Linked DNA regions of Mus musculus: region 2 is linked to region 1. The links are chromatin contacts, found by Hi-C or POLR2A ChIA-PET in ENCODE. All regions are on one chromosome and are shown on one strand. Each heading gives the region's core, a stretch centred on a gene start or an enhancer-like site at or near the end of the contact. The rest is flanking DNA. Distances are from core to core; before and after follow the strand shown. Region 1 has its middle 40 kb from the start of Gm29676. Region 2 overlaps Gm34276 (a long non-coding RNA gene).

Region 1 (6,533 bases), core at 1,238-3,737:
AAAACAGAGACGAGGGACCAAAGTTTCAGTGGTTTTCAGTGGTATGCACCCAACCTCTGAACAAAGTCCTACCTCCCAAAGATCCACTACCTCTCAGGAACACTAGGACTACGGACCAAACCTTGTACCAATGGCCCTTTAGGGGACACTCAAAATCAAATTGGATCCGCATCTAAGTCCACTTGCTTATGCACTTGTTAACTGGCTCTTTCCTTTGAGTAGAAGCTGCTGGAGACCAGAGACTTCTGCTTCAGTGACTTCTACATCTCAGAACTTGCAATAGCATCTGGTACCTTAAGTGCTTGATATATATATATATATATATATATATATATATATATATATATATCCACTGAATGAAGAAAGTGTTGACATTCTGAACTCTTGGGACTAAGAACTACCCAGGTCAAAGTGTTCTGTATAATGAAGACTCTGATGTAATAGAGACATCAGGAACAGCAAGAACTAACCCTTATTCTTGAAGATTTAGCATCCTTCCCTGTTTCTCTCCATTGTTGCTGGTAGACCTAAGAAACAAAATCTGATGCTGAACCTGTGTCATTTCCTCTCTGCCTTAGATGTCCTGCTGATGTCTTTTGAAATGGTGATAGGACTAGAGAGAATGCCCCAAGTCTATCTGCTCCTCTGAGCTCAGTTCACAAGGAAAAGGTGTGAGAGTGAGGGTTGTTGCCATTTTGTTTTTTGCTTCTGAGACACTTTGTGCTCCATAGCCCTGTCTGGTTGGGTATTCACAATATTGACCAGGCTGGTCTTAAAGACATGGTAATTCCCCTGTCTCATCCTCTAGAGTGGTAGGATTAGGTTGTTGGCTTTTTTGTTGTCATCTCCACAGAGGCTGTATCTTTAAGGGTGTGTGGTGGGGATCGGGGTATCTCATTTCTAACATGGAGCCTAGCTCTCTAATCCAGGAGAGCTAATAATACTCTTAGACCAAGAAGAGGAGAGGCAAGAATTTATCATCAGCAATTACTGACTTATTATCCTCACAAGATTGAAGGTTGAACCAACCCTAAATCCGACTCACTGCAAGTTATCCCCTGCCCTGTTGCATTGTGGGTGAGCTCCGTGGATTACAATGGCAGCTGCTGGGTTCTCACTGCCGTGAGTCACCTGTTATTTCATGTTTGCCTTGGATCCCAGCCCCGTGGGTTTCAGAAGGTGCTGAGCTGGCCAGTGTTCTTGGCTTGAGAACACAGGTGTGACCGGTGCCGTGTGAAATGCTAGCAGCAGCTAGAGCCGAGGATCTGATAGGAAGCTTGACGTACTGGCTTTCATCGGCTCTGCTTTGCTTGGCCACATGTGACCCTGCACTTGGCAGAGTGAGGGCTGAATCAGGCTCCAGACAGCTTCTTTCACGGTCCTGTTTTGGCTCTTAAATAACGAACTGAAGCAACCCTGTGATGCTTGGGGCTGTCTGCACTGTCTTTAAATCCAGTGACCTGTGAGAAAAGATTCTTAAGCATACAGAACCCGTTCTTCCAAGGATTTCGGTTTAGAATTTTATTTTTCTCTCTTTCTGATTTTGCAACTATGATTATTGTTTGCCGAGCCCCATTTGAAACCAAAATCCTGAATTCTATTAACTCATCTTTTTCAGGACTTACTAAGTTAAGTTAATTAATTAACTGTTTGCTTGTTTATTTATTTATTGTATCCTTTATGTTTATGCCTATAGATGCTGGAAGAAGGTATTGGATTCTCTGGAAATTGACTTACAGGCAGTTGTTAGCTGCCCGATTGTAGTGCTGAGAACCAAACTCTGGCCATTTGTATAAGCATCAAGCACTCTTAACCTCTGAGCCTTCTTTCTAGCCCCGATGATTTAACTCTTGAAGTACAGATTGCAAGCAGGTTACAAAGCAGCCAGAACACCCTGAACTGTGCTAGAGAAACACGCACATGACTTGGTTGTTGTCCTCAGGAAGGGCACGATTTAGAGAAACAGGAGACGTGAATGGTCACTGATAACAAGACTGGAATATATGCAGGCATTAGATTGTTTGTGTAGATACAAGTGCTCTAGAAACTCAGGGCCAGTGCGATGGCTCCGTGGGTAAAGGCAACTCCTGTTTAAACCTGATGACCTGAGTTCCATCCCTGTCTACATAATAAATAGACAACTTCTGCAAGTTGTCCTCTAACTCTCACACATGCGTAGTCATATATGAATGCCCATATGTGCTCATTCATGTATGTGCACATGCAGACCACCAAATTTGTTTCAAAGAAACTTAGGAAATGCATAGATAATTATTGAGCTGTGTACTTTGAAGGAAGCATCCTTCGAGTCGGAGGTGGCCTTTAGAAAATAGTGGGCATCTGGAGTGATTAAGAGAAAGGGAAAGGGCTGTTAGGCCAGTGGCCCTTGAATAGGGCTCGGGTACGACTGTGAAAGAACCTGTGGTGTTATGCAAGCGGGAGAAACCTATCCAAGGGAGTCATTAGAAAGCGAGATGAGCAGATGGGAAAGGACAGAACCTTGGAGGACGCCCAGTGCGGGTGAGCAGACAGGATGTGTGCACGAAAAGAGATAATCCGCACTGTTGTTTGTACAATTTAAAATACTAAAAGAAGACACGAGGGGAGGATGAGAAATACTTGGCAGTCCATCTCGAGAACCAAGAGAAAGACACAAACAAGGGATGCTTCAGAGGAGGAAGGAAACACCAGGGCTGGCTTTAGAACAGATTTCTGAGGGGAATGCCACAGGATAGTGAAGAGAGGGCAGAGGGCTAAGAGGAGGGGTTAATGTAAGTGAAGGGGCCCCAAAGTGAAGATGATGCTAGCAGGTCTCCGGTTAATGAGGAAGATGGGTATTGACTCAGCATAAGGATTCTAAGGCAAGGTAGAGCTTCTGTAACAGTCACACTGGGGACAGGACTCAGGATGGACAGGAACAACAGAGTACTAACGCATCTGCCCCAGCCAAGTGCTAGCTGGCTTGGGGTGAGCTTGTGGTGCCCTGGTTCTGAACCTGGGTCTTCTGTATTCAATACCTTTTCTCAATGCTGCGACAAATCACCCAACCCAAGCAGTGTAAGGAAGCAAGGGCTCATTTGGGCTCACCGTTTGAGGGGACACAGCCCCGTGTTGAGGGGAAGGCACCATGGTGGTAGGAATATGAGGTGGTGACATTATGGCCACAATCAGGAAGCAGAGAGAGATTAATCCCCCTGCTCTTTAGATGTTTTCTGTTTTACTTTTTATTCATTTCTGGGAGTCCAGCCTACCCATGATGCTTCTAGGTCTTCCCTCATCAATTAGCTCTCTCTGGAAAGGTTCATACCACAGGCTTGTGTCCTAGTTGATTCTAAATCCCATTGAACTAACACTGATGGTGAACATTCTTCCCTTTTTTAGTTGCCTTATGGGGTTCAAGGGTTCAGGTTGTAGTGTGGATGAGTAAGGTTATGAAGGGTGAAGTGTGGTTGCTATGACAGCAATGGTTGCACAGCTCAGCACAAGGTCTAAAAGACTTGGGAAGATGGGAGATACAAAGAGAGCTTTCTTGACTAGTGGATCCTGTGTGGACACAGAATTGCCTTATGCTGATGAGATTCTGGGGTGAATTTCTGTGTCCTGAAGTTAGAAGGAGACTGTTTAAGAAAGAAAGACAGTAGGTGTTGCCCTGATATGTCTCTAAATTAAGAAAATTGTAAACAGTAGCATGAGACATGGTATTAATAACTTATGCAGAACATCATGGGACAAACCAGTCCTTATGTTTCTGTGAATTCTTAATGTTTTCCGTCCAAACCTTCTTTAGATAATATCTGGATGGATTTTTACAGAGGTTAAATAACAGGAATGGTGCTGAGCTTGGAAACTTGGCTCTCTTTTCTATTTGAAACATCTTGAGAAATGATCTCCTCATTTCCCCTTGATTGTTCTCCTCTGTAAGATGGGAATAACATCCCCTTTGTGGTGGTTTGAATAAGAATGAACGCACAGGCTCATAGATTTGAATGCTTGGTCACCAGAGAGTGGCACTACTTAAAAGGATTAGGAAGTAGGGTCTTGTTGGGGTAGGTTTGGCCTCGATGGAGGAAGTGTGACACTGGGGATGGGCCCACTCCAGGCCCAGAGGCTCTCTTTCTTTCTCTTTCTCTTTCTCTTTCTCTTTCTCTTTCTCTTTCTCTTTCTCTTTCTCTTTCTCTTTCTCTTTCTCTTTCTCTTTCTCTCTCTCTCTCTCTCTCTCTCTCTCTCTCTCTCTCTCTCATTCTCTCTTCCTCTCTCTCTCTCTCTCACACACACACACACACTTGTGTGTGCCGACTTGCTCCCTGCCATAATGATAATGGACTAAAACTTTGAAATAGCAAGCCAACCCCCAGTTAAATGCTTTCCTTTATAAGAGTTGCCATGGTCAAGGTGTCTCTCCCCAGCAATAGAACAATGACCAAGACATGGCTGCTATGAAGAAGAACACTTGGTTCATGTGTATGTGGACTGCTGTCATGGCAGTGAGGATGCGGAGGTCTTCTGCATCTTTTAGGTGCTCTAGTCCAGTGATCAGCCAGTGATCAGCCTTCCCACACCCCTCACCCACCCTTTCTCATCCTTCACTTGCTTAGAAAGTATGATGCCTTAGAATTGTGCCAGAGAGTGGAGTTCTGAGCCCTGTTTGGCATAAGGAACTAGGTTTTTCCATAAGTATCAATTATTTCACTTTTAAGGACAAGAAGGGCAGTTAACCCATGGTGATACAGGCCCCTATATCACTTATATTATTCTATATTATATTATCATGTTGATGATATTATATGGCCATTGGTCTTCACTCTCTTTTGAGGCTAGCTGAGTTCTTTCGCTCCTAGATAGTCACTGACCCTGATGACATTCTCCTACATGGACCGAGTCCAGTTGTTGTGTGTGAGTAATGTGGTCATCGTTGGGACAGATGTTGGCAGCTCTGAATGGCAGCTCCAAGTGTGGGTGAATGGGATGCTGGGGCAAGTGTGAGGTGCTCCATAAGCTGCACTGTGGCTTTCTGAGCTGTGCATCTGTGAGGTATCCCAGAGAACATAGCATGGGTGTTGGCAGGGCACATGCTCAGATATATGTGGAACGTATTAAAGAAGGGAAATGATATCTCCAGAAGGTTCTAGCTCACCTTTCACTTTTATACTAAAACCAATTTTGGTTCTCTGGTTCTGTCTTTTCCTGAGATACAGTAACAAAACTACGTTCATTTGACAGTTACGATAGTTCTTTTTTTAGGACTATATATAAAATAGTCAAGTCCTTAGGTTCTTGACAAGGTTTAACTTGTTGGCATAGGGCATAGAGCATAGGGTATAGGTCATAGGTCATAGGGGTTTGACCAGGACTTTTTTTTTTTTCTCTAATTTAAATTGCCAAAGGCATAGCAAAACCTTGGTGGTTGATGCCAAAAAGTTATGTTTCATTATTCATCTCATGTTTTGCCTGTGTCTCTTAGACCATTACTTCACTGATAAAATATTTAGGAGGACACAGATTAACATTCAAAATGGAACTCCGGGGCCAGAGAGATGGTTTTAGTGGTTGTGAGCACTTATGTTCTTGCAGAGGACTCACGTTCAATTCTCAAAATTAAACTGGATGGGTCACAATTGCCCGAAACTCCAATTCCAGGGGTGCCTACCCCTCTAGCCTCTGAGGGAGTACCTGCAATCGCAGTATTTAGAATATGAAGGCAGGGAGACCAGGCGTTTCAAGCCATGTTAGTCACACAGCAAGTTCAAGGCCAGCCTGGGCTACTTAGGGAGATCTTCCTTTAAAATCAATAAGGGTCTAGGGAGACACTTAATAGCAGAGCACCTGCCTGGCCAGAATGCAACCCTGGCCTTGGTTAAATCCCCTATGCAAAAAACCAATCAACCCACCCACCCACCCATCCACCCACCAACAAAATAAAAACTCAAACCAAAATGAAAGAAAAAAAAAAAGAAGTAAACAAAGTTCTGCATAGATTAGGCTATCAAACTTTACCACTTCCAGAATGTCCAGAGTTGCCTACGAGACTATATTTTGGTGCTTATATGTAGGAAAGAGGAACAAGGTAGCTTACTAAAAATTCAATATAAGGGGACTCAGTGGCTAAGAGTACTTATGTTCATGCAGAGGACCCAAGTTTGGTTCCCAGCACCCATGTAAGGTGACTCATGACCACCAATAAGTCCATTCTAAGGATTCTGACTTCCCTGTTCTGGCTTCTTCAGTCACTCATACATATATGCCATAGTGTGTATACAGACAAGCAGGCAAACACATACACATACACATACACATACACATACATAAAGAAAAGTGAGAGGGGGTTTTAGTCCCATTAGGCATCCCTTACTGCTTTGCTTTTCATTATCCAAATGCTTCCTTCAGAACCCAGGAATGAAACGAAGTTAGAGAACCTATCACTCTTGGAAATCTCAGTTCTTCTTTTCTGAAACCTGGGAATCAATTCTTTTTCTTTCTTCTCCAACCCACTAGCCAAACATTCAATGATCAGAACTCAGGAAGCTGTACAGTTA
Region 2 (6,533 bases), core at 1,809-4,308, 240 kb before region 1:
ACTCAAAATGGCGTCACTAGGGAAGAGTAAGGATCCTGAAGTTGAGCCTAAGCAGGTTCTGAGTGAGCAGGATTAGATGACAGCCAAGTTTCTAAACAGACCGACTTCAGCTTGCATGGTACGGAAGCTTTAAACCAATAGCTAACCGGAAATGACTAGACTAGATGACAACCAATCAGATTTTTTTATTTTTACTCTTTGGTGGTATGTGTCTGTATGTGTGTCTGTGGGTGTTTGTGTGTGTGTGTGTGTTTGGTGTTGGCACTTGCATTCAGGGACTCCTGCAAGCTAAACTCGTGCCCTACCACTGAGTCACACTGTCAGTCAAGGAAACTAATTGGGAAAGTACTCTTTGTTGGTTTTTATTTCTTTGCCTTTTGAGTCAGGGTTACTCTGTGCAGCCTTGGCTGTCCTGGAACTCACTTTGTAGACTGGTCTGGCCTTGAACTCACAGAGACCCGCCTGCCTCTGCCTCCTGAGTGCTGGGATTAAAGGTGTGCACCACCACTGCCCAGATGGAAAGTACTGTTTTATTTTATTATTTTGAGATATGGTCTAATGAACTCCAGGCTGGCCTCAGATCTGGTATTCAGGCTAGACTGGTCTTGAACTCCAGCTCCTCTTGCTTCTACCTCCCACTGTCTAGTTTGCAGCACCATACCTGGCTGCTGCTTGTTGGGTTTTGCTTCCCTATTCTTTCTTCATCTAGAAACCGATGTCCTCTCCAGGGTTTGCTGGAACACACTCTATTTATGGAACGAAGTCTTGCTTGAGTCTAAAGTCACATTCATACACAAAGCCAATTAAAGTCTTTGAGCTAAATGATTGCAATTTTGTCCTTAGACACTAAGTATTTGGGAGTGTTTGAACAGTGGCGAGGGTGGTGGCGCTCTGGCTGGATGTGCTACAGGTATAAAACTAAGAAGCCTTCCAAGGGTGATGTCGAGCAGAAGGGAGTAGAGCACATGACAGTGCTTTGTCTTTAAGCAGAAGAGCTGAGATCCAGCTGAGCCAGGTGACAGTGGAGGTCTGTGTAGCAAGGGCTTGTTCCTAAAGGGGCCACCAGCTTAAATGTCCCGCGCCACCAGTGCTGCTGCAGGAAGTCCACAGGGTCTGTGACTGTTGAGACCTTGTGCTGTCCAATGACATGCTCCAAGCTCCCATGCTGACCTACTTTGTATGAAAAACGGATAGCATCAAATCATGTCTCAGTCACCGTCCTTAAGGGCTCAGTGACTTCCAGTGGTGAGTGGCACCAGAAACAGAAACTGTAGAGACTGTTTCTCACCCAATAGAAAGTTGAGGTTCTATCAGACAATAAGGACTTGTATAGTTTCTTTCTTTCTTTTTAATTTCTTTTTGACACATGGCCTCGTGCACTGAGTCTAGCCCTTCCCGGGTAGCCAAAGCTGACCTTGAATTGCTGATCCTTTTAACTCTACCTCTCAAGTGCTGGGATTACTGGCCTACATACCTGGTTGTAGACAGTGCTGGGAATGAGCCCAGGGTGTCATGCTAAACAGGCAGTTTACTGACTAACTTCATCCCAAGCCTCAATTTCATCCCTTAAAAAAAAAGTCAAGTCCCATTCCATGTACTTGCCCACTGCATTTTGTTGATCCTCTCACCTGCTGATGGACACCTACACTGTTTCTGCCTCATGGCCTTTGTGTAAAGGACTGCCACGAACGTGGTCAGTGCCCAGATGTGTCTTTGCAACCCGGCTTTCAATTCCTTCGAGTAGGCTTACTGGATCCCGGGAGTGGCGTTGCTAGAGTGTACGGTTAATTATATGTCTGATACTTTAGGTAGCCATGACATGGCTTTCCATTGCATTTGCACCTTTAGCACACTCCCCAGCAGTGTGTAAGGGCTCCAGTTTCTCTATATCCTCACCAATGCTAATTTCCTATGCCTGTGCACACACTCGTGTGCTCATAGTAGATTTTCTGATGGGTGTGAGGAAAGATCTCCGTGAGTATCGATTTGTCTTCTCCTAATCATTAGTGAGGCTAACTATCTTTCCGTGTGTTATTGGCCAGAGGACTTTCATGGAATAGGAAGGGTTAAAAGTATGAGAACTCACCCTTTAACAAGCTTAAATAGTTGTTTCAGCTGGGCGGGCGTGGTGGCGCATGCCTTTAATCCCAGCACTCGGGAGGCAGAGGCAGGTGGATTTCTGAGTTCGAGGCCAGCCTGGTCTACAAAGTGAGTTCCAGGACAGCCAGGGCTATACAGAGAAACCCTGTCTTGAAAAACTAAAACAAACAACAACAACAAAAAAAACCCAAAAAACCAACAACAACAAAGAAGAACAAGAGGGCTGGTGAGATGGCTCAGTGGTTAAGAGCACTGACTACTCTACCGAAGGCCCCGAGTTCAAATCCCAGCAACCACATGGTAGCTCACAACCATCCGTAAAAAGATATGACTCCCTCTTCTGGTGTGTCTGAAGACAGCTACAGTGTACTTACATATAATAAATAAATAAATCTTTAAAAAGAAAAACCAAGAACAAAAACAAATAGTTGTTTCAATGTCTTCTTACGTTCTTACTATTTCTCTGGTGTGGGGCCATATTTCACTGTGTTTATTTTGCCTAGACAAAAAATTTTAAAGGCTTTTGGCTAAACCATGGTAAAGTTTAATCCTTTCCTGAAACAGATAGTTCAAGACCTGGGGGCTCTAGAAAGCTGGTGATTCCCCCCCCCTCCCCCCGTGTAGGAAAAGATTTTTTTGTCTTTATTCATTGGGACTTGTTAGGATAGGAGAACTGAGCTCTGAGAAATAAAACCTCTATGCACGGCCCATGGACCTAAAGGACAGCCATCTGGCACGCCCAGCTCTAGTTCTCGGGGTTGTAGTGATCTTTGGTGGTGCCTTGGCTTTTCGTAACATCTCAAATGTGACAGTCTACCATTAACTGCCACCAAGGGGAATTAAGGGAACGGCTTGTGGCCAGCCTGGGGTGAAACTCAGGGTACAGCAGCTGCCTGCAGAGTCGGGTTTCAGAGCACAACCAGGGTTGGGCAGTGGCATGGGGCCAGGTGGCAGTTGAGGTGGCAAGTGATCAGCGGGACAGATTGGTACAGCATGTGGGCATTCCCTGGGGATTCCCAAAGCGATCTGTAGTAGGGAGCTGGCCAGGTCTAACTTTCTTGCTGTCAAGCACAATGAGGCTTGTTGGTCTGATTTGGGTATCGCAGGGAATAGTCTCAGGCTGATGAAGTCATTCTCCTTTGCCCCTCCCTTCCATCTGCCAGTTCTAGGTGGGTACCCTAGTGGTGCTCATGCATGTGCCCTGTATATGGGCATGGCTGTTCTTAATGGATGCCATCCACCCTGTTTAGTAAGATGGGCTTACTGATTTGGCTGGCTAGCCAGGACGCCTGTCTCTACCTCCCTAGGACTGAGGTTATAAATTCATTCCCTCATTCCTGGTTGTTCGATGTGAATTCTGAGCATCAAACTCAGGTCCTCAGGCATGAGGGACAAACACTGTACTGACTAGGTCATCTCCCCAGGCTGTCAAAATGGGGTCTTAGGGGTACAAGCCCTTGCACAAAGCCTGAAAGTGTGAGTTTATCACCAGAATACAAGGTAGAAGAAGGAGAGAACCAACTCCTGAAAGTTGTCCTCTGTCCTCTGCACTGGTGTCTGCCTGCCTCTGTCTTTCTGTCACTCTGTCTTTCCCACACATTAATAATAAATAAAATAGCGAGAAATAGAGATTACAGGGAGGTCCAGACACAAACGTGAAAAGCGTCCCTAAGCAGGGGTTTTCTGTTAAGAGTTTTGAATAGGAAATGTTGCTTTGATAAAGGTTGGCAGCATTTGAAAGTGCATCTTGGTGTAAGTCCTGGTCATTTGACCTACAATCAGAAGGGTTGCATCAGACTAGCTGTTTTCATATTTTCCCCCTCTAAGTTCTGGGGTGCTGAGACACCCCCCAGGGACCGTGAAAGCAGAAGCTCTGTCTGACCCTCATCAGAGAACTTCCCTCCTGACTTCTAGGCTGTGGGACGATGTCACAGCTGAGGAAGGCTGGGGGACCCAAGGCTGTCAAGGCTCTGCAAATCAACTTCTCTGCTTTTATGAGCATTGCGGTGATTGTGGCAATGATATTATTACTTTGCACTTACTACGACTCTGTGAATTGATTTATAAGATGATACTCCCACCCAGAAAACAAAAGTCTGGCTTGCCTGGGCCTAATGATCCCCTCTTCCTTAGCTTCTAAGTACTGAGATTACAGATCTATACTGTCACATCTGGCTAAGATGACACTTAAAGAAGAGTAATACAACTATATGTATGTATGTATATATATATATATATATATATATATATACACACACACATATATATGTGTATATGTGTGTCTTTAAATTCTAGCTCCACAAAGTAGAGAAACATGCAGTGTTTGTGTTTCTAAATCTAGCTTATTTTGCTTAACATAATGGCTTCTCGTTCTTCCCATTCTCTTGTATGCGCTGCAATTTCATTTTTTTCTTATACACCAGTCACGGTGGCAGATGTTTTTAATCCCAGCATACAAAACATTGTTGTTTATAGTTGCATGAAATTCAAGGAACCACACTTTCTTACTTTAAAAAAGATTTTATTTATGTATTTTATGTATACGGGTGTTTTGTCCACATGTATGTCTGCACACCAGAAGAAGGTATTGGATCCCATGGGCTACAGTTAGAGATGTTTGAGAGCCACCAGGTGGGTGCTTGGAATTGAACCCAGGACTTCTGAAGAGCAGCCAGGGCTTTTAACCACTGACCCATCTCGCTAGACCCTGAACCACATTTTCTTTATCCCTCCTCTGTTGATGGACACCTAGGTTGGTTGATTCTAATACCTGGCTTCTGTAGACAGAACAGCTATGAACATAGATGTGCAAATATGTTGACTTAGCATCTTTTGGATGTATGTCTGAACATCCAGACATACGATAGTTCTGTTTTTAGTTTTCTTTAAACCTTCCATGCTGATTTCCACAGTGGCTGTACTAGTTAAATTGCCAGTAGTAGTGAGTCCTCTTTCTCAACAATGTCTTCTTGGTAACAGCCATAGTCCAGTTGTGCGATCTACATTATGTAATATAGATAGTTATTGCATGTTATGCTATACAGATACTAATATAGAATGTAATCATTTAAACATGGCTGCATATTTCTCAGTGTTTGGGAATTGGGAATCAGTGTCCTACTGAGTGCAGAGAGTTTATTGTTGGAGGAAAAATTTGTTATGGTTGAATCTGGAATGTCCTTCACAGGCTCAGGTTTTGAACGCCTGTTCCCCAACTGGGCATTTTTAGGACTTTAGACGAAGACCCAAAGAGCAAGTGATTTCTCATTTAAAATTAAAAAGGAATACAGGAAAGAAATATCCTTTTGTCAGTGTCCTTTCTTGTTAGTGTTTTAGTCACCTCTGTGTCACCGTGACTAAAATACCCAACAGGGGGAAAACCATTTAGGAAAGAGAGAGTCACTGGAGCTGATGACTTTAGGGGGGTTTTGGTTCATCATAGGAGGAAGGTATAACAACAGCAAAGTGTCGGGGAGGAGACTTACAACACAGCAAACTAGGAAGCAGGGAGGAAGGCGGGAGCCAGGGGCCAGGTAGAGCTTTCAAAGACCTGCCTCCACCTCCACCAGTGAGAACCCACCTTAGAAGTTTCCCAACCTCCGTTTTGATTGTCTTTGGATATTATTTGATCAGGTGGCATTTCTGCTTGATCAGAAATTACATATGTTAATAAATTTTAGAATTAAAAGGCAAGCCAACTCTAGTAGAGCCAAGAGGCATTCTTTGGAGTATGGGCTTTTTGCTTTTAACTGGTTGGCTAGTTATCTTGATGTGTTTGATAGATGGAGCTAAGAAGAGACCATGAGATGGTGTGGCACTGGTGGGAGAGAGGGATAAGCGCTCCTGAGCCTCGGGTCCATCCTCCACTAAAATGTAACAACAGAGACCTGGTAAAGTCCAAAGTGATGAGACATGGCTAAGATGACAAACCCCCAAATGAGGTTTCCCTAATGAGGTGGGGCGACGCCTGGAAAACAGCTGATGCCTGCCTAGTCAGAGGAGGGGCTTTCCGCCAAAGGCTCACCAAGGAAGAGGAAAGGGGAAATGAGAAGGGGAAATGACATGAAAAGTCTAAATCAAGGGACCAACCTAAGTAATTGTTGACAGATCAGGAGCCGAAAAGGAAGTTGAGTCAAATAGTATTACTTTGAAATATCGATGGCCTTGAATTTCTATTCCTCCTGCTTCTTCCTCTTGGGTGAACATCTATGCACTGCCATGCCTGCTTCATACAGTGCTGGGTCTTGTGCCCACCAGAGAAACACTCTCCAGCTGGGCTACGTCCCAGCCTCCAATCTTCTCTTCTAACAAGGGCGCTCAGATTACTTGATTTTTACTCTAAGTGCCTTCTTAAAGACCCGATTGCCAAATGCAGTCACTTTCCGAGGTTCTAGGACTTATGGCTTCAAAATTCAAATGGGGACAGGGCAGGG

The links. A loop is a pair of places that touch in the nucleus more often than their neighbours do. ChIA-PET counts read pairs that join two places held with the same protein, here RNA polymerase II (POLR2A).
Region 2: a map of gastrocnemius shows a loop between it and region 1 (4-fold over the local background). The contact joins two enhancer-like sites. A Hi-C loop is called at or near these places in 1 of 37 maps with a recorded cell type or tissue (gastrocnemius). POLR2A ChIA-PET finds 5 or more read pairs at or near these places in 1 of 5 experiments (embryonic stem cell).

What each region holds. Positions count from the first base shown.
Region 1 is chr13:44,296,792-44,303,324 of GRCm38, reverse strand. No RefSeq gene overlaps it. Among named protein-coding and RNA genes, the nearest start is that of Gm29676, 40 kb to the right of the region's middle. Within about 2 kb of position 2,487, at least 1 of the 3 ENCODE cell types and tissues checked has a DNase peak (open chromatin) inside an H3K27ac peak, as active enhancers do; it is gastrocnemius, where a contact is called at or near this core.
Region 2 is chr13:44,538,037-44,544,569 of GRCm38, reverse strand. The region is part of intron 3 of Gm34276 (a long non-coding RNA gene); the gene reads left to right. Among named protein-coding and RNA genes, the nearest start is that of Gm34276, 27 kb to the left of the region's middle. Within about 2 kb of position 3,058, at least 1 of the 3 ENCODE cell types and tissues checked has a DNase peak (open chromatin) inside an H3K27ac peak, as active enhancers do; it is gastrocnemius, where a contact is called at or near this core.